2 separate regions of the Homo sapiens genome follow, and region 1 is linked to region 2. A link is a contact called in ENCODE POLR2A ChIA-PET data. All regions are on one chromosome and are shown on one strand. The core of a region is the stretch at or near the end of the contact, and the rest is flanking DNA. Distances in the headings are between cores, read along the strand shown. Region 1 holds the start of ADGRG3 (adhesion G protein-coupled receptor G3). Region 2 holds the start of MMP15 (matrix metallopeptidase 15).

Evidence for each region. ChIA-PET counts read pairs that join two places held with the same protein, here RNA polymerase II (POLR2A).
Region 1: POLR2A ChIA-PET joins it to region 2 with 19 read pairs in HepG2. The contact joins the promoter of ADGRG3 here to the promoter of MMP15 in region 2. POLR2A ChIA-PET finds 5 or more read pairs at or near these places in 3 of 52 experiments (Caco-2, HepG2 and WTC11).

The regions. Positions count from the first base shown.
Region 1 is chr16:57,666,917-57,671,301 of GRCh38, forward strand. ADGRG3 (adhesion G protein-coupled receptor G3) reads left to right here and starts at 1,390. Exons shown (of 12, transcript NM_170776.5): 1 at 1,390-1,489. The coding sequence starts at 1,432.
Region 2 is chr16:58,024,051-58,028,737 of GRCh38, forward strand. MMP15 (matrix metallopeptidase 15) reads left to right here and starts at 1,704. Exons shown (of 10, transcript NM_002428.4): 1 at 1,704-2,462. The coding sequence starts at 2,301. RefSeq lists enhancers at 313-900, 901-1,486, 1,719-2,268, 2,819-3,368 and a silencer at 1,713-1,852.

The DNA of each region.
Region 1 (4,385 bases), core at 140-2,639, 360 kb before region 2:
CAAGTCCACTGCCCCACCTCACCCTCACCTGCAGCTGGGAGGGAGGTCTGCAGATCTTCCAGGAGAAGGCTGGCCAGGTGTGGAGCAGTGGCAGGCCCAGCCATTCATCTGCCTTCGCAGCCCTCCCTGCAGAGGAAGTTTCTGGGGCTCAGGAAGCCCTGGGCTCTGACCTGCTGCTCCATGCTGAATTCCCACCTGCTCCCACACCATGAGTGACCCTGACATCCCCTCCCTACCCCTTCCCAGACCCAGAGGGCTCAGCAGGAGACACTGAGTGGGAGGAGGAGGAAATGGAGGCCAGCAGGGGCTGAGCGGCTCCCCAGTTCAATCCCAAGGCTGAGTAGGGCTAGTGCCAGCCCCGTGGGCCAGAGGGGGATGCCAGCAACCACACACCTTGGTGGGATGCCCTTCACCTTCCAATTGCCAAGTGGCCATGGCCTCATGCACAGTGCATCCGTGGGGCCTCCAGAGTTGGCCCGAGTGGCTGGCGCCCTAATTCCTTTAGGCTGAAGCCCAGGAGTGTTTGCCACCCCCACCTCCCACCTGATCAGTGACCATTTGGGGTGTAAAGACAACAATTTCACAGCTCTGATGATCAGAAATGATGTAATGGCCACAGGCGGCTCCGCCTGCGTCATCCATGATTTCATCACACACCTCGGGAGGCTCAGGGTGACAGACAGTGCATGCAAGGTCACCCGGCCAGGAAGTGGCCAGGATGGATGTTAGCTCAGGCCTGACCAGCCCCCGGGGCCGCACTGCTGTCTTCCCGCTACCCTGCCTCTGGGTCCGTCCTGTTATCCAGGCTGGTGGGGGAAGCTCAGGCTGCAGGGCCAGCTCCTGCTCTCCTCCCACACCCTCCAGCCTGGTTCAAGCCATAGGCACCATCTGGGTCTTCGTCCTCATGCCCAGAGCCAGGCTCTGTGCCCAGCTTGTTGCAGGTCTCATCAAACCCTGACACAGCCTTAGGAGGCAGCCCCATTGCCATCTTCACTTTACAGAGGAGGAAACTGAGGCTCAGAGAGGCTCCCAGCTTGTGAGAGGAGGGGTCTGAGTAGGTGCGCCTGACTCCAAAGCCTGTGCTCACCACAGTTCCCAGGGATCCGCTCTGAGCCAGGCCCCTGTGGCCACCCAGCCCCTAGCCCCGTAGATCCCACCCCAGTGGGGCCCCGGGGGCACATACCTGGGTGGGCTCAGCAGCTCCCTCTGCAGGTGGACCCAGGGTGCGGTGAGACTGGGAGCACTGCCCAGTTCCCCACACTCACCTTTCACAACCCAACCAATGGCGCCATCGAGCAGGAAGGGTGAGAAAGAGGACACAGGAAGCCAGAGTGGTGGGGCTGCAGGGTGGGGGCAGGCCAGCTCAGCAGAGCCTGGGGCCAGAGGGCCAGACAGCCACAGAGCTCCTGGCGTGGGCAAGGCTGGCCAAGGATGGCGACGCCCAGGGGCCTGGGGGCCCTGCTCCTGCTCCTCCTGCTCCCGACCTCAGGTGAGTGGCTGGCACCTCATCCCCTCCTGCCACGCTGGGCCGACCCTGCCCTGCCGAGGGAGGGATCCAGGGACAGACGCAGGGACTGGAGAAGGTGAGGAGTTGGGGTGTCTGGGATGTGTCCTCCGATACCCCCCGTGGCCGCCTCAGCACCTTCTCTAGCCCTGTCCCTTTGGGTCAGTCCTGTCCTTCCACTAAACCTTGCTCAGGACTGGTCTCAGGTTCCCTTTGTTGCTCCACAGTGCCCTGGAGATAGGGGAGGTCGGAGGGTGCTCCCTGACTCCCCAACCTGGGCTGTGTCTCCCTGACAGGCCTGGCTCTGAGACAGGGGTTGGCCCCGGGCAGGCAATTCTCCAGCTGGCTTGTGAGATCCTGGGGACGGGATTCAGACACTCTGGAAGCTGAGGCCAGGAAGGTCTGTCACCTCGTTCTTCTGGACCTCTCCTCCCGCACATGTCACCCCACACCGGCTCCCTCTCCCAGTCTCAGCCACAACCTCTTGGTCCTCAGTGGCCTGAGCCAGGATCCACACTCCTCCCCGTCACTCTCCCGTCTCACACACAAACACATGGTGCGTCTCCAGAGGCCATGGAAGTGCCCGGGCCTTGCCTTTGCTGGCCTCTCTCCCAGGAAAGCTGTCCCCCTACCCCTTGCCCACTTAGCCAGCTCCATTTACCCTTCTTGGCCTCTGTGGCGTCTTAGCAACCCTCTCGGACAGAGGGAGGTGCTCCCCCGTTAGTGCTCCCTCCTCAGTGCTCCTGTCTCAGGGCCTTGCAGGCCACTCTCTTTTTGCTCCTGACTCGGTGAGGGGCCTGCATGTCCATCTCCCTGTGTGTCCAGCGTGTGGTCGCGTGACTTTGGCCACATAGATCAACTTATTTGGTCTTCAAATAACCCTCTTCTTTTCAAACATTGGAAGATTCAGTGGAGTGAATCAGTCCCTGGCTCAAAAAAGGGTGGGAGATGACAGCACTGTCCTCCTAGTGGCCCCGGGAGGCCCTGGTACAGAGCAGGCCACCAGGCAGCCCTTGATAGATGAATGAACGGAGCCACCGATGGCAGCTGTGACCAGGGCTCATGGGCGTCCTCAGGTCCCAGCTGTCATCGCTGGTTGGGCCTTCAAGCCTCCTCCAGGTGATGCTGTTTCCCCCATGGTGATGTGGGTGCTCTGGTTGGGGCAGAGCAGCAGCCATTTGATTGAGCAAGGAGCTCTGAGAGGTCTACACACAGGAAGGTCTGCACACTTCCTGTGTGGACAGTGATGTGTTAGTCTCCATTCTCCATTTGCGCATTCATTCATTCATTCATTCATTCAGGAAGCATCGATGGTGCCCTCTGCTCCTGCTGGTACCACTTGGCCCCTGCCCTCAAAAGGCTCACAGTCTGCAGGAGTGACACAGTGTGGTGGGGGCTCGCATGTGAGACCCAGCTGTTAGGGCTGAGCAAGGGGTGGATGCAATGGAGGGCCTGGCATGAAGGGACACGTGACAAAGGTGCGGGCAGGGCACGGGGAGCAAGGAGGGTGGTCACTGGGCAGGCTGGCACCTGGGGCAGCCTTCAGCACCGTGAGGTCTAAAGGGGCCAGGAGGGAGTGGCCCCCTGGGCTTCTACAGCCAGACTGTGGCTACAGGAGGGAAATGGCGGTGGTTTGCTCACGGTGAGCCAGCAGGGGCTGAAGGAGCCATGCGGGGTGGGGGCAAATGCCCACTCTGCCCTCCTCCTGCCCTCTGACCTCCAGTCCACTTTCCACTTGCTGACCCCCAAATGAGGCAGTCCATGGAGGCCAGGCTCTGGAGCATAGAGGGTCTGGAGAGGAGGGGAGTGCTATCCCACCCACAGGCCTAGCACAGGGTCTCCTTGTCTACATGAAATGCTTGCAGTGTCTTCAAAGAATAAACACAGAAAAGATATTTAATGATCCTGTCTGTGTAGGGTGCTTGCCAAGAGCTTCACTTACATGCCTGCGCTGAAATTCATGGCAATCCGGGAGGGAGGCCTGCACCTGGACCCATTCATGACAGCAGGGCCGGGATGGCAGAGAATGGCACCCGTCCTCAAGCTGACAATGTTATCTCCCCTCCTCTCCTGTCCTCTTCCTTCCCCTCTCAACCCCTCCTCCCCTCTCCTCTCTTCCCTCTCCCTGTTTCTGTCTTCTTCCTCCTCTCCCTCTTCTCCCCTTTTTTAAAAAGCCAACATAGATCATACTATATTCATGCTCATCTATCATTTTCATTTCCCATTAAACAATGCATCATAAATATCTTTATAAACTAACAGAAATTTACAGTTCCTTTATAAACTATCTAAAACGAATTATCACATATAGAGTCCATTATTACAAAATCCCCTCTAAAATGTTATTTTTTTACCCTGCTGTTACTCTTTATTCAGCCATTATTTTTATCATGTCTTTTTTGTCTTAATGATTAAAAATGAACAGTTTTTTAAAAAATGTGACAGTAATACTGGACATGATTTTTAAAAAATCAAATACCAGGGAGGGAAATAAAAAATGGAAAGCAGATGAGCCCCTGCCCGCCTCAGCCCCCAGCACCACCCATCGCAGAGGGAGCTCTCCTAACACTTCCTGGGGGTGGCAATCCGAAAAGTGACAATGCAGAGCCAAGACCCACTTCCCACCCTCAAAGGGAGAAGGATACAACAAAGCACTTCAGAGTAAAAGACATAAAAGTGGCCGCAGATATACAGGTAGATGCTCAAACTCCTTAAATGGAAATAAGATTCAATGTCATCCCTCAGACTAGCAAAAATCCAAAAGTTCAGTAAGCTATAGAATAATAGGCATGTGGATAGTCACTCTTATCCACTTTGAGTGAGAGTATAAATAGGTACACCATTTTCTGGAGGGAAATTCAATAATACCCGGCAGTTTTTT
Region 2 (4,687 bases), core at 454-2,953:
TTTTTCTTTTTTTCTGAGACAGTGTCTCGCTCTGACAGCCGGGTTGAAGGGCAGCGGCATGATCATAGCTCACTGCATCCTCAACCTCCTGGGTTCAAGTGATCCTCCCAACTCAGCCTCCCAAGTAGCTGGGCCTACAGACGTACACCACCACACCTGGCTAATTTTTGTATTCTTTGTACAGATGGGGTCTTGTCATGTTGCCCAGGCTGGTCTTGAACTCCTGGGCTAAAGCAATCCTCCCACTTCGGTCTCCCAAAGTGCTGGGATTACAGGCTTGAGCCACTTTACCTAGCCCCAAACTTTTTAAAATTGGCTAATCGGGACTAAATATCATGAAAGAGTGCGACGTGGTCGGTTAAACAAGGACAACCCCGTTGTCCGTGTCTGAAGACCACTGCACATTTCCCAAAAGCAAATTTCGAAGTGGAGAATTTAGAAACCAACTTCCCAGATGAAGGATCCCACAGAGAAGTGAGTCCGTGGAAATGATAGAATCGCCCGGTTCCTTTCTCTAAACTCCGACTTCCTTTCCCCAAGGACATCCCAGGAGGGTTCAAACGCGCCCTCTCTAAGGCACTCTGCCAGGTCTCCTGATTTCCAGTTTCCGGGAGGTGAGGCCGGCTAGGGTGCCCCGAGGGCCTGCTCTAGAGAAAACCGCCCTCAGGTGAGGACGGCTTCCATTTCCGGGTCTGAAGATAAGGAACAGCTTATCTTCGGTCTCCGCCCTCCTGCCTGCAACCCTCACCCACTGACCACGCCGGCCAGTCCGCCGCGCCAGGGCTGCCCTTGGCCTGGTCCCCGGGTCTCGGTGGACCTTCGACCCGGGCCTCCCAGCTCTGGCCTCCTGCATCCACCCCGCCCCGACCTCAAGCTGCTTCCGGAATAGAATGAAATCCAGCTCGTTAAGCTTCGCGGGGAGGTGTGTCCACCCGCCCCGCGCCGACTCCGGCCGCACTGTCGCACTTCACTCGCACCAGCCAGTGGCCAAAGTGCTTGGGCACCTATTGCGCCAGGCCAGGAGCCGGAAGTCTTACCTCGCCCTCACCCCAACTCTTTGCCCCACGTTCCCGATAAGAACATGGAGGCTCGGAGAGATTAATTTGCCCACGTGCAAGCGGCAGCTAAGGGGCGGACGCGGAACTTGAACCGTGTCCCTCCTAAACCTGCCCCTTGTCCGCCGCAACGCGCCCTCGACGCGCACAAAACCCTCACTTTGCTACTGAGGAAAGTTATTCAATGGCCAGAGACACCCTGCGGCTTTTGAAAAGAGGTTTCAGGCTGACAAATATCCATATATACATATATATTTATATTTAAGCCTAAAACGACTCTTTGATCCCTCCCCTAAGACCTCCTTCCCGTCCGCCTAGGCCTCGGTATCCCCCACCAGGTATGAGAAGGAGGAGTCTTCATTCTTCCCAGGCGGGGAGACCACGCCTTCCCTGCCTCCTCCCTCCGCGGGGGGTCGCGTTGGAGGTCACCCCCGCCCCCTAGGCGCTGGGTTGGGAGTGACGCGGGGTGGGCTGGAGAGGTTTCCTGCCGTCTGGGAAGCGTAAACGGACCGCCCACCTGTCGGGCCTCGGCCGCCCGCACCTGCTTGTGAGAAGCCTGCGGCTGGGGCACCGCCCCCGGTCCCCGCCCGGGTCCGCGCATTGGGAGCACACTGGCCCTTTAAGAGCGCGGCGGCCGCGGCGCGCGGGGAGGAGGGCTGGGAGCGCCCGGAGCCGCGCTGAACTCGCCGGGGACGTCGGGCGCCCGCTCCTTGGCTGGCTCGCTTGCTCTCTCGCTCGCTCTCTCGGGTCGGCTCCCTGCGCCTCCTCCCGGGACTGCTTGGGGACCCGGGCCCGGTCGGGCGCGGCGGCGAGCAGAATCCCCGTGCAGGAGGCGCGCGCTCCGGGCAGCGCCCGGCCCCGGGCATGGACAGAGGGAGCTGGGCGCGCAGGGAGCGCCGCGGGACCGGGCGGCCGGAGCGCTGAGCCAGACAAAGGCTCCGGAGTTGCGCTTGCTCTCGGGAGCCGGGCCCCAGGCGCTGGGCGCCGAGGCTGCGGAACCTCGCCGGGGGCAGCTCCGGTCGGCCCCCTTTCCCGCCGGCTGGTTCCGAGCTCCCGGACCTGCCCTGCCCGCTTCTCCTCGGGCTTGGGAATTTGCCGAGGCGACCTAGGCGGCTCCGGCGGGGACCGGGAGCCCGAGGTCCGCGGCGCGCCTGCCGGGCCAGGAGCCAGGGAGCGTCGCAAGTTTCCAAGGCGCGTGCGAGGATCCGGCGTGCAGTGTTCCGAGCTGGGCTGGGCGCCGAGAGCATGGGCAGCGACCCGAGCGCGCCCGGACGGCCGGGCTGGACGGGCAGCCTCCTCGGCGACCGGGAGGAGGCGGCGCGGCCGCGACTGCTGCCGCTGCTCCTGGTGCTTCTGGGCTGCCTGGGCCTTGGCGTAGCGGCCGAAGACGCGGAGGTCCATGCCGAGGTAAGACCCCCGCCCTGCCCTTTGGCTGCGGGCTGGGGGCTTGGAGGGAGAGGCGCCACGTCCGCAGGCTGGGACTTGGAGGTGGAGGGAGCGGAGACGCGCCCCCTGTTCTGGGCCGTGGCGGGGAAGCAAGCGGACTTGGCAGTCTGCCCCTCCCCAGCTCGCCCTCTGCAGCGCACCTCTTCGCAAACCCTTGAGGGCGCAGGGCCTCGCTCTCCTCCCCGCTACTCCTACAGCCCTGTTCTGGGCACTGAGCCCCCACCCCGACCCCCTTACATTCAGCCTGTGTCCCGGGAGCCGCTTCCGCCGCCCCCAGCCCTTGCCTCCCCTCCTTCCTTCCCTCCAGGGCAGCCGATTCCTCGAGAGCCCGGCTGGCGCGCAGTGGCGCTCTTTGCGAGTGGGGAGGGGGCTGCTCTCGGGGACAGCCACAGGCGGAGCAAGAGCTGGGCGGCTGGGCAACTGCGCTCCTGCCCAGGTGGCCTCCCGTCTGGGTGATACCGAGCCGCGCACGGCGGGCCAGGATGGAGGCGGGGGGATGGGTGCAAACGGCTGAGGCAGCGGACTCGGGTTGCGGGGGCGCTTTGGCGACTTTCTGCGCTTTTGCGAGGAAGCCTAGGCACGCCCGGGCGGGGTCCTAAGGACGGACCCTGCCTCCCACAGCGCTTCCTCCCAACAGCGCCCCTACGTCGAAGCCCTGGATTCGAGAGGGTGGACCCCGCGCCTCTCTTCGCTAGGAGCCCGCTTGGCGTCCCTCCCGGGGCCCCGCTCTGGATGGGTCCCGCGGGTGACCAGGCGCGACATCCCGGCGTAGAGCCGAGTCCAGCCAGCGCCCCAGCTCCATGGTGTCTCCCGAGCGAGGACACCGAAGGCGCCAGCTTTCTTGCCCCAGAGCAAGAGCAGGGTCCACTCTTCCCCGACTTCTAAGACCTGCGCCCTGCCCCAGATAGGCGGGGAGAGGACTTGGGCGGGGAGTAGGGAGAAAGAACCACCCCGGAGCCGCTTCTGAACGGTGCTCAGGCCTTGGTGCCCTTGGGCTGCCCGGGCTGCGGGCCTGAGCGCCGTTTCTATTTGCAGCTCAGCTGGTGCTCCCTCCCTGGCCCACGGCGGCTTTCCCACCTCTCCGGGCTGCCTGGGAGATTTTTCCGATGGAAGCTTGCCCTTCCCCGCCCTACTTTAATAAAAGCATAGAGGAAGGGCAGGGAATTCCTCCTGGGCTCGAGTTACACCTCCCAGCCATTTCCCCACCTGCTCTGCCCTCCCTCCCTGGCCTGGCCAGGGAGAGCTGAAGGAGGAGCCAGGCCCTGGTGGGAGGCAGGATAGGAGCCCCGCCCCGACCCAGTCTGGCCACCCTCCCCCACCCCATTCACACAGGCAGGAGGAGCTTTAGGGGGCTCCTGTTGGTGAGGATTACCCCTCAGCCTGTGACCCAAGTACTGGGCGGAGAGTGCCATTTGGGCCCACCTGCCACTCTGGGCTGGAGTGCCAAAGAATTTCAAGTCACAGTCCCACCATTGAGTTTCTAATCTACTTAGGGATGGCGTCAATACATAGGAAGCAGTGATGGAATTCAATGGCCGTGCATTGCTAATGGCATCCTAGCTGGCCAGGAGCTCAGGGGTGCAGGGACCTGTAGTTGGAGGGGCTTCACTCTCTCTCTCTTCTGCTTTTCCAGTTCCATCTCACCCCTACCCCAACTCCCCAGCTCAGGGAGTGCCCACAGCTCGATGCCGCCAGGGAAGAAGCCATGGTTGCGTTATCACAAACCGTGCTCCTGATCTGGAGGTTGTGACTGTCCTGGAGCCCTACTCCTGGGGAAACACTTGGGTTGGACCTGGGCAGTGACTGGAAGAGACCCCGGAAGGTTTAAGGAGCCTTGAATGTTGGCAGCCATGCAGATAGAGGGCTAGAGACAGGTGGAGTGTCCCAGCTCCTACAGTTGGCTTTGGGTACAGGCTGCTTCTAGGGTCCCATCAGGTCTGGCCACATGTGGGCCCAAAGAGTCAAATGGCCTCAGCAGCCAGCCCATCTGCCGGGGGCTGTGGCCTCAGACTCCTGGGCCTGGCCTACACCCTGTGTTGAGCCTCCCTTCCTTGGAGAAGGCTGGCTCTCTCATCCTCACCCCAGCATCCACACAGCCTCAGGCCTCCAGTAGGGTCACAGCTGGGACCTTCTCGGAGCAGCTTGGCAGCTGAGCCAAGGCCAGCCTCTCTCCACTTCCTCTCTCC